Linked DNA regions of Homo sapiens: region 1 is linked to region 2. The links are chromatin loops, found by intact Hi-C in ENCODE. Cell type or tissue: K562. All regions are shown on one strand.

Evidence for each region. Hi-C counts contacts between places; a loop is a spot of excess contacts. Peaks named below come from ENCODE experiments on the same cell type or tissue, not always from the same donor. Only the 100,000 strongest peaks of a DNase experiment are listed, where the experiment ranks them.
Region 1: a loop joins it to region 2, with 2.8 times the contacts of the local background. A loop is called at or near these places in 4 of 110 quality-filtered maps.

What each region holds. Positions count from the first base shown.
Region 1 is chr11:16,623,341-16,627,340 of GRCh38, reverse strand. All of the region lies in intron 2 of LOC105376571 (a long non-coding RNA gene), which reads right to left. It also overlaps a transcript of SOX6 not described here. Among named protein-coding and RNA genes, the nearest start is that of C11orf58, 110 kb to the left of the region's middle. In K562, no CTCF peak of the experiment used is centred here; no DNase peak of the experiment used is centred here.
Region 2 is chr11:16,777,977-16,781,976 of GRCh38, reverse strand. PLEKHA7 (pleckstrin homology domain containing A7) reads left to right here. Exons shown (of 27, transcript NM_001329630.2): 27 at 2,957-4,000. The coding sequence ends at 2,979. Among named protein-coding and RNA genes, the nearest start is that of C11orf58, 41 kb to the right of the region's middle. RefSeq lists enhancers at 1-690, 691-1,385, 1,781-2,503, 2,504-3,227. In K562, no CTCF peak of the experiment used is centred here; a DNase peak (open chromatin) is centred at 2,406; H3K27me3 peaks cover 85 bases.

The DNA.
Region 1 (4,000 bases), 150 kb after region 2:
CTTGGTGTACATCTAAAAGAAAACAAGTTATTCTACCAAAAAGACACAAGCACTTGCATCTTCACTGTAGCACTGTTCACAATAACAAAGACATGTAACCAATCTAGGTGCCCATCAACGGTGGACTGGATAAAGAAAATGTGGTATGTATACAACATAGAATACTATGTAGCCATAAAAAAGAATGCAATCATGTCCTTTGCAGCAACATGGATGTAGCTGGAGGTCATTATCCTAAGCGAATTAACACAGGAATAGAAAACCAAATACCACCTGTTCTCACTAATAAGTGGGAGTTAAATATTGAGTACACATGTACATAAAGATTCCAGTAATAGAAACTGGGACTACTAATGTGAGACGGGAGGGAGGTGGGAATGGGTTGAAAAACTATTGGGTATTATGTTCACTGCCTGGGTGATGGGATAATTTGTACCCCAAACCTCAGCATCACGCAGTATGCCCAGGTAACACACCTGCACATGTATCTCCTGAATCCAAAATAAAAGTTGGAAAAAATAAATTTAAAAAATACTGTTATAATAACATCCAGACATAAAATACATAGGGATATATTTAATGAAATATGATTAAGACCTCTGCATTGAATATACAGAACATTGCTGAGAAAATTTAAAGATGATCTAACTGGAGAGACACGCTATTTTCACAGACTGAAAAAGTTGGTGGTGTTAAATATCAATTTTCTCAAAATTTATCTATAGATTAAATAAAATCCCAATAAAAATCCCAGCAGGCTTTTTTGAGGGTAAAAGTTGACAAGCTGATTCTAAAATTTATATGTAATTGAAAGTGTCCTAAAATAACAACAACCAAAAAGAATAAATTTGGAGGACTTAAACTTTCTGACTTCAAGACTTAGTGTAATGTTATGGTAATCAAGACAGTGTAGTATTTATGTGTAGACAGGCAACTGGAACAGAATAGAGGGTTCAGAAATAGATCCACATTTATGTTGTCAATTGATTTTCAACCAAAGTGCCAAAGCAATTCCAAAGAAAATGATAGTCTAAAAAATGCTGTCAGAACAACTGGCTATCTGTATGGGGAAAAAAAATGAGCTTCGCCTGTTGGAAGTAAAACTCCTGTTTCCATCACTACTCTATGTCTACTCTGAATAGCTCACTTCTGACACCAGATGTGTGGGTTTTATTTTTCCCACACCAAGCAATTCTCCACTTTTCAGCAGACATTGAGTGGGTGTCCTAGCATGTAATTCAGTTATGAGATGATCTACCTAGAGATTATATCAGCTTCCATAGGTTAAGAGTTCAATCCCAAAAAACTGCCACCACCTCAGACACCAGTTGTAAATCCAGGTTGCATTTGTGCTCCTCTGACCAGCCTGCTGTAAATCAGAAGTTCCCACAACCCCATCCTTTGGTTCAATAATTTTCTAGAATGGCTCACAGAACTCAGGAAAATAGTTTACTTACTAGATTACTGGTTTATTATAAAACCATACAACTTAGAAATAGCCAGATGGAAAAGATGCACAGGGAAAGGGTGTGGAGCTCTTACGCCCTCTTAAGGGTGCCACCCTCTGAGCACCTTCATGTGTTTACCAATCTGGAAGTTCTCCAAACCCAATCTTTTAGGGATTTTTGGGAAGGCTTCACTACATAGGCATGATGAACTATTAATTCAATTCCTATCCCCCATTCCTTCCCCAGAGGAAGGGGTATAGGACTAAAATTTCAAAGCTTCTAATCATGGCTTGGTATTTCTGGTGAGCAGTCTCAATCCAGGAGCCCATCAGGAGTCACCTTGTTAGAACAAAAGATGCTCCTCTCACACAGAAAACGTCAAGCGGTTTAGGAACTCTGTTGTTAGGAACCAAGGTTAAAGATGAAGTATTAGAACAAAAGATGCTCCTAGCACTCCTACCTCTTAAGAAATTACAAGAGGGCTTTAGGAGCCCTGTATCAGGAACTGGGGGCAGAGACCAATATACGGATTTCATCTTATTTCACACTCGTACATCACACTATACAAAAAAATTAATTAAAGATGGCTAGGGACTTTAATGTAAAGTCTTTTATGTGAAAGATAAAACTATAAAATCTCTAGATGAAAACATAAGAGGCTACTTTTGCAATCTTGCAACATCAATACAAGATAATGGAATTTGTTTTTTAGACAGGACCTAGAAAACTAGTGATAAAAGAAAAAAACTAATAATGTGGACTTTATCAAAATTAAAAACATCTACTCATCAAAATACATTGTTAAGAGAATGAATAGAGGAGTCACAGCCATGGAGAAAATATTTGCAAAAACATGTCTGGCAAAGGTCTTGTATTCAGAATTATAAGCAATTCTACAACTCAATAAAATTAGACAATCAACCCTCCCCCCACCAAAAAAAGATCAAAGACCTTGAATAGGCATCTCAAAAAGTATTATACACAAATAGTTAATAAATATATGAAAAAGTGCTCAATGTCATTAGTGTCTGGAGAATTAAAACTAAAACACATCCTCTAGAATGGCTAATATTTTTAAAAAACTGACCAAACAAACTGGACAATATCAAATATAGGTAAAATGCGAGGCAATTGAAATTCTCATACATTGCTGGTGGGAATATAAAATGATATGACCACTTTGGAAATTGGTTTGGCAACTTGTAAAGTTAAACATAAATCTAATTAAAATCTAGAAATTCCACTCTAAGATTTTTACCTGAGAAAACATGTTTACAAAAACATTTGTACAAGAATGTTTATAGCAGTTTTATTCATATTAGCCAAAACTGGAAACAATTCAAATGTTCATCAATGCAGGCTGATAAATAAATGGTCATATATACATAGAATGGGATACTACTCAAAATTAAAAATGGGCCGGGCACGGTGGCTCATGCCTGTAATCCCAGCACTTTGGGAGGCAGATCGTGAGGTCAAGAGATCGAGATCATCCTGGCCAACATGGTGAAACCCCATCTCTACTAAAAACACAAAAATTAGCTGGGGGTGGTGGCACGCACTTGTAGTCCCAGCTACTTGGGAGGCTGAGGCAGGAGAATCGTTCAAACCCGGAAGGCAGAGATTGCAGTGAGTTGAGATCATGCCACTGCACTCCAGCCTGGCAACAGAGCAAGACTCCATCTCAATAAATAAATAAATAAATAAAATAAAAAAATAAAAATCTTTCACTGAAATGCATGACAGCATGGATGAAATTCAAAACATTCTGTTGAGTAAACAAAGCTATATTCAAGAGTACATAATGAATTTATATGAAGAACAAGAATTTGTAATGAACAAGAATAGGCAAAACTAATCTACTGTGATAGCAATCACAATGATGATTGCCTCCGAAGGGGTAGGTGTTGACTGAGAAGGGGCAGGAGATATCTTTTTGGGATGATGGAAATCTTCGATATCTTGATAGTTTGGGTTTATATAGATGTATAGTTTTATAAAATAGATTAATAAATCAGAACACAAAGGCAAGAAACAGACCAATATAGACATGGAGACTTCATATAGATAGTGGTGGCAAGTCAACAATTGGTGCTGGGATAACTGGCAAGCCACATGTAGAAGAATGAATTTGGATCCTCATCTCTCACCTTATACAAAAATCAACTCAAGATGGATCAAAGACTTAAATCTAAGACGTGAAACTGTAAAAATTCTAGAAGATGACATCAGAAAAACCCTTCTAGACACTGGTTTATGTAAAGAGTTCATGACCAAGAAACCAAAAGCAAATGCGACAAAAACAAAGATAAATAGATGGGACTTAATTAAACTCGAAAGCTTCTGCACAACAAAAAACACAATCAGTGGGGTAAACAGACAACCCACTGAGTGGGAGAAAATCTTCACAATCTATACATCTGACAAAGGACTAATATCCAGAATCTACAAGGAATTCAAACAAATTAGCAAGAAAAAAAAATCCCATAAAAAAGTGCCCTAAGGACATGAATAGACAATTCTCCAAAGAAGACATACAAATGGCCAACAAA
Region 2 (4,000 bases):
CAATTCACCCAGTACCATTTCTCCCCCAGTGCAGAGGCCACTGTGTGTCTGGGTGGTGCTCCTGGCCAGGTGTGCTTCTTCTGGGGAGGGAACAGCCATAGAGCCTGAAGTGGTGTCATGGCCCCTACCAATTCTCCAACCCTGGCCAAAGTGTCTAGAAGTAGCCAAGGATGTGGCCGGCAGGGTCCTCAGATGCCTGGGCCTGGGGAGTCTTGTCTGGAGATCAGAGCTTTGCTGTGGCCCCAGAGGGCCATGAGAGTGACTGGCAACAAGGGGAGGGGCCATAGTCTTAGTCAAAACCTGTTCTCTGTCCCCCACAGCCTGATCCTGCACAGAGTCCTTGAAATCTTGGCTGTCCTCTGTCCCTTCGAGCACATGCTGAATGGGCTGAGAGGTGGCCGGTGTGGTGTTCTGGGATTAGGGATGCAGGAGATGGCTCATCCAGACCTCTCCTTCTCATGACCCAGGGGTTCATCTTAGCAGCTTTTGAGCTTCTCCTGGGGAGGGTTCGAGCAGGGGCGGCTCCCCCACCATACCATGCCCTCCTCTCGCCTTGCTTGCTCTAACCCTGAGGGGGTCTGCCATCCTCGGCCTCCTTATTGCCAGCAGATGAGCGCTCCCAGCCCTAACATGCTGCGGCCAGTTCCCAGGGCCTTTCTTCCTCCCTACTCAGGGATGATCTTTGCTGCGGCCTTTCCTCACTCTTGATGCCTCTCTCCATCTCAGAAACATATCCAGGAACTGCAGCCTGACCCATCCGGTTCCCCACCAGGCCCCGTGGATCTGTCCCTCACCCTCAAGCCCAGGCCCTTCGTGGTGGGCAGCAGGGCCCATGCCACCCCAGCCTGCCAAATGGGGCATCTGGTGCTGCAGGAGCTGATGAGGAGTCTAACACACCGCTTAATTCCTGTGTGCCCCATCTAGCACAGCAGCTGGCCCTCCTCCCGCCTAAAGGCCCCCTGTCTTCCAGGACGGTGCCACCTTACCCCCCTTTTACCAACGGACTCCACTACACCTTTGTCTAACACCTTCCAAGTAAGAGCCCCTGTCTGGTGTGCTTCTGCCTGCTTCCTGCACCTCCCTAGCGCTGAGCCCCTCACCTCCCTGCTGTGCTGAGGTGATTGCAGTGCCACCTGCTGATGCCTCCTTCCACTGGCAAAGCGGCCGCTGGCGGGACTGTTCTGACTGGTAGGCAGGTGGGAAAGTGATGCTTTTTAGGAACTCAATCCTCAGTGGCTCTAATACGATAGGGACTGAGCAATCCACCCTGCTGCCTCCATGAAATCTCTAGAACCGGAACTGTGCCCCCATCCCCTGCTCTCCTCAGTAGGGCACCCTGATGCCCGAGAACCAGTGCAGACCACACTGCCAGCCTTGGGGGGCTGGAAAGGAAGAGTTAGATCTTGGCCTTTCAGGGCTTTGGCCAAAGAAATTGAAGAACTGTAAGATTGGGAAAAGTCCAGTTCTACAGATGAGGAAACTGAGGCCCAGTGAGGGGCTGGGGCTCACTCCAGGTCACAAAGAATTGGTGTCAGCGCAGAGACTGGGACTGCCCTTTTGGTCACTGGGCACTTTAAGAGGGAGAGAAAGGGAAGCCCAGGGCAATGTGAAATTGGCCCTCAGCCAGGCAGAAAGCTCTGGCACCAACCCTACCAAGTTCTCCCCATGTGGGCATCTAGTGATGAGAGGCAGTGTGGGATGAGGAGGGAGCCCTGAAACAGGAGGCTGGCATCTGGTCCAGTCTCAAGTGAGTTCTTGGCCTGGGCCTGTTGCTTTTGAGCCCAGCGGTTCACCTGGACAGGGGAAGGTCAGACTACCAGTCTGGGCAGTCCTTACCCTGACATCCCATCCCACTATCATTTTGCAGGGCTTTCCCCTCTCCTTCCTTTACGTATACTTGTGGTTAACATTGTTGAGTGCCTGCTGTGTGCCAGGCATTGTGCTAAGTATCTCTTTCGATCCACACAACAACCCTATGAAGATATTCCCCCCCCCCTCCCCGTTTTAGAGATGAAAAAACAAAAGCTCAGAGGCCTTGAGGGATATGCGCAAGGAATCGCAGCTTGTTAAGTGCTGGGGTTTGAACCCCTTTGATGTGAGTTCAGAGCCTTTGTTCCCCATCACCACTCATGGGTTCATCTGGGCCGCCCCGAGCAGCTCTAGGTGTTTGGAGAAAGAAGTGAAAGGAGGGAGAGAGTATTTGTGCTGCAGGGAGCGAAGCATGATTTTTTGGCAGGTGTCTATCCTGGGTGCTCCCCGTGCCTCACAGCAGAGTCAGCAGGTCCCCGCCAGCCTGAGCATGAGAGGAAGAGGTCAGCCTCCTTGGGCCAGGCTCTGAGGAGGTGTGGAGTAGAGGCCCCGTGGTTGAGGAGCCATAGGGAAGTGCTCTAGCCACGCCCATTGTGAAGGCCACATTTGAGGGTGTGGCTTTCTCCTAGAGATCTGAGCACAGTAACAGCGCTCAGTCACAGAGAGGCAGGAGAGAGGTTCTGTTCCTCCTGGGTTTTGGTGCCCCCATGGCTGTAAGATTGGCCTATTATACTCTTTGGAGTACTGCATTTCTTCTTACTCTCAAAGCATCCTTGTTAAGAAGTGGGTATGACCACCATGTTTTTTAGGTTAGAAAAACAAGGCCCACAGAGGCCAAGAGCGCTACCCACATTGAAAGAATGAAGGGCAGGGCCAGACTGCACCTTTATTAGAGTCTTTGCCCTGTCGGGATGGGGACCCAATTTAGGGGCCAGCATGTGTCTAGCAGTGGAATAGGGGTGCAGGGAGGGTGGGGCAAGAGCCCCATGTGTCCTGGAAGCTGAGGGTCCCCCAGCAGCGGCCGCATTGCCAGAGCCCCCTGCTCTGCTGCTCTGCCTGTCCGCCTATCTGCCATTCCATCATGTGTGTGCAGACGTGCCTGCTCCCTGGATGCCAGCCTCTCACTGTCTCCTGTGCTTTTTGCCAGCCCAGGCAGTGACTGACCCGTGACCCAGCATGCAAAGAAGCCTGGAGCCAGGGGCCCAGTGGAACCAGCTTCCTCCAAGGAGATGACCTTTCTGCCCCCAAGGAAACCCCTTCCAGCTGAGCAGGGAATCCGGCCGGAGGAAGGAGCAGCTTACCGACTGCGGGTGTTCACCACAGGCCAGGCCCTAATATGCACCCACTAGTTTAGCTCAGACTCCTCTCTACATATGAATGGCAAAGGCACTTTTGATATACACTGTAAAATACACTGTATTTTAGAATCGGAATCTATTTTCTAATGTTCCCCTCAAGGGCTGAGTGGCAGGAAGGTTGAGGATGCAGGACTTTGCAGCTGCACGTACAGATTCAGGTACTTCTGGGTGACAGGTGTTGTGGGGGCAGGAAGGGCGGGGCAAGCCGAGGCTAGTCCAACTTCCAATGACCTCAGGAGAAAGTGAGATTTAAAGAGGTGTTCCCAGTAGACTCCAGCAAGAGGCTGGTTGGCGTGCTGTCTGGGAGAAGAGGGGCCCTTGGCTGCAGAGATCAGCTGTCCCTGACCTGATGACCAGCTCTGTGTGAAACTCCACGAGGATCACACGTGGAGCCCAAGTCTGTGCCTTGCCCCTTGGGTTTGGCTTAGGGGCAACAGTGTGTTCAAGAGGACTGGGGCCCACAACCTGCCCCCAGGCTTCCTCCAGCAAAAGGCTCTTGTCAGAAAGAAAAAAGCAGTTTGCTATCTTTTTTTTTTTTTGAGATGGAGTTTCACTCTTGTTGCCCAGGCTGGAGTGCAATGGCACGATCTCGGTTCACTGCAACCTCTGCCTCCTGGGTTCAAGTGATTCTCCTGCCTCAGCCTCCCAAGTAGCTAGGATTACAGGCATGTGCCACCACGCCCGGCTAATTTTGTATTTTTAGTAGAGACGGGGGTTTCTTCATGTTGGTGAGGTTGGTCTCGAACTCCTGACCTCAGGTGATTCATCCGCTTCAGCATCCCAAAGTGTTGGGATTACAGCCGTGAGCCACCACGCCCAGCCTGCTTTCATTT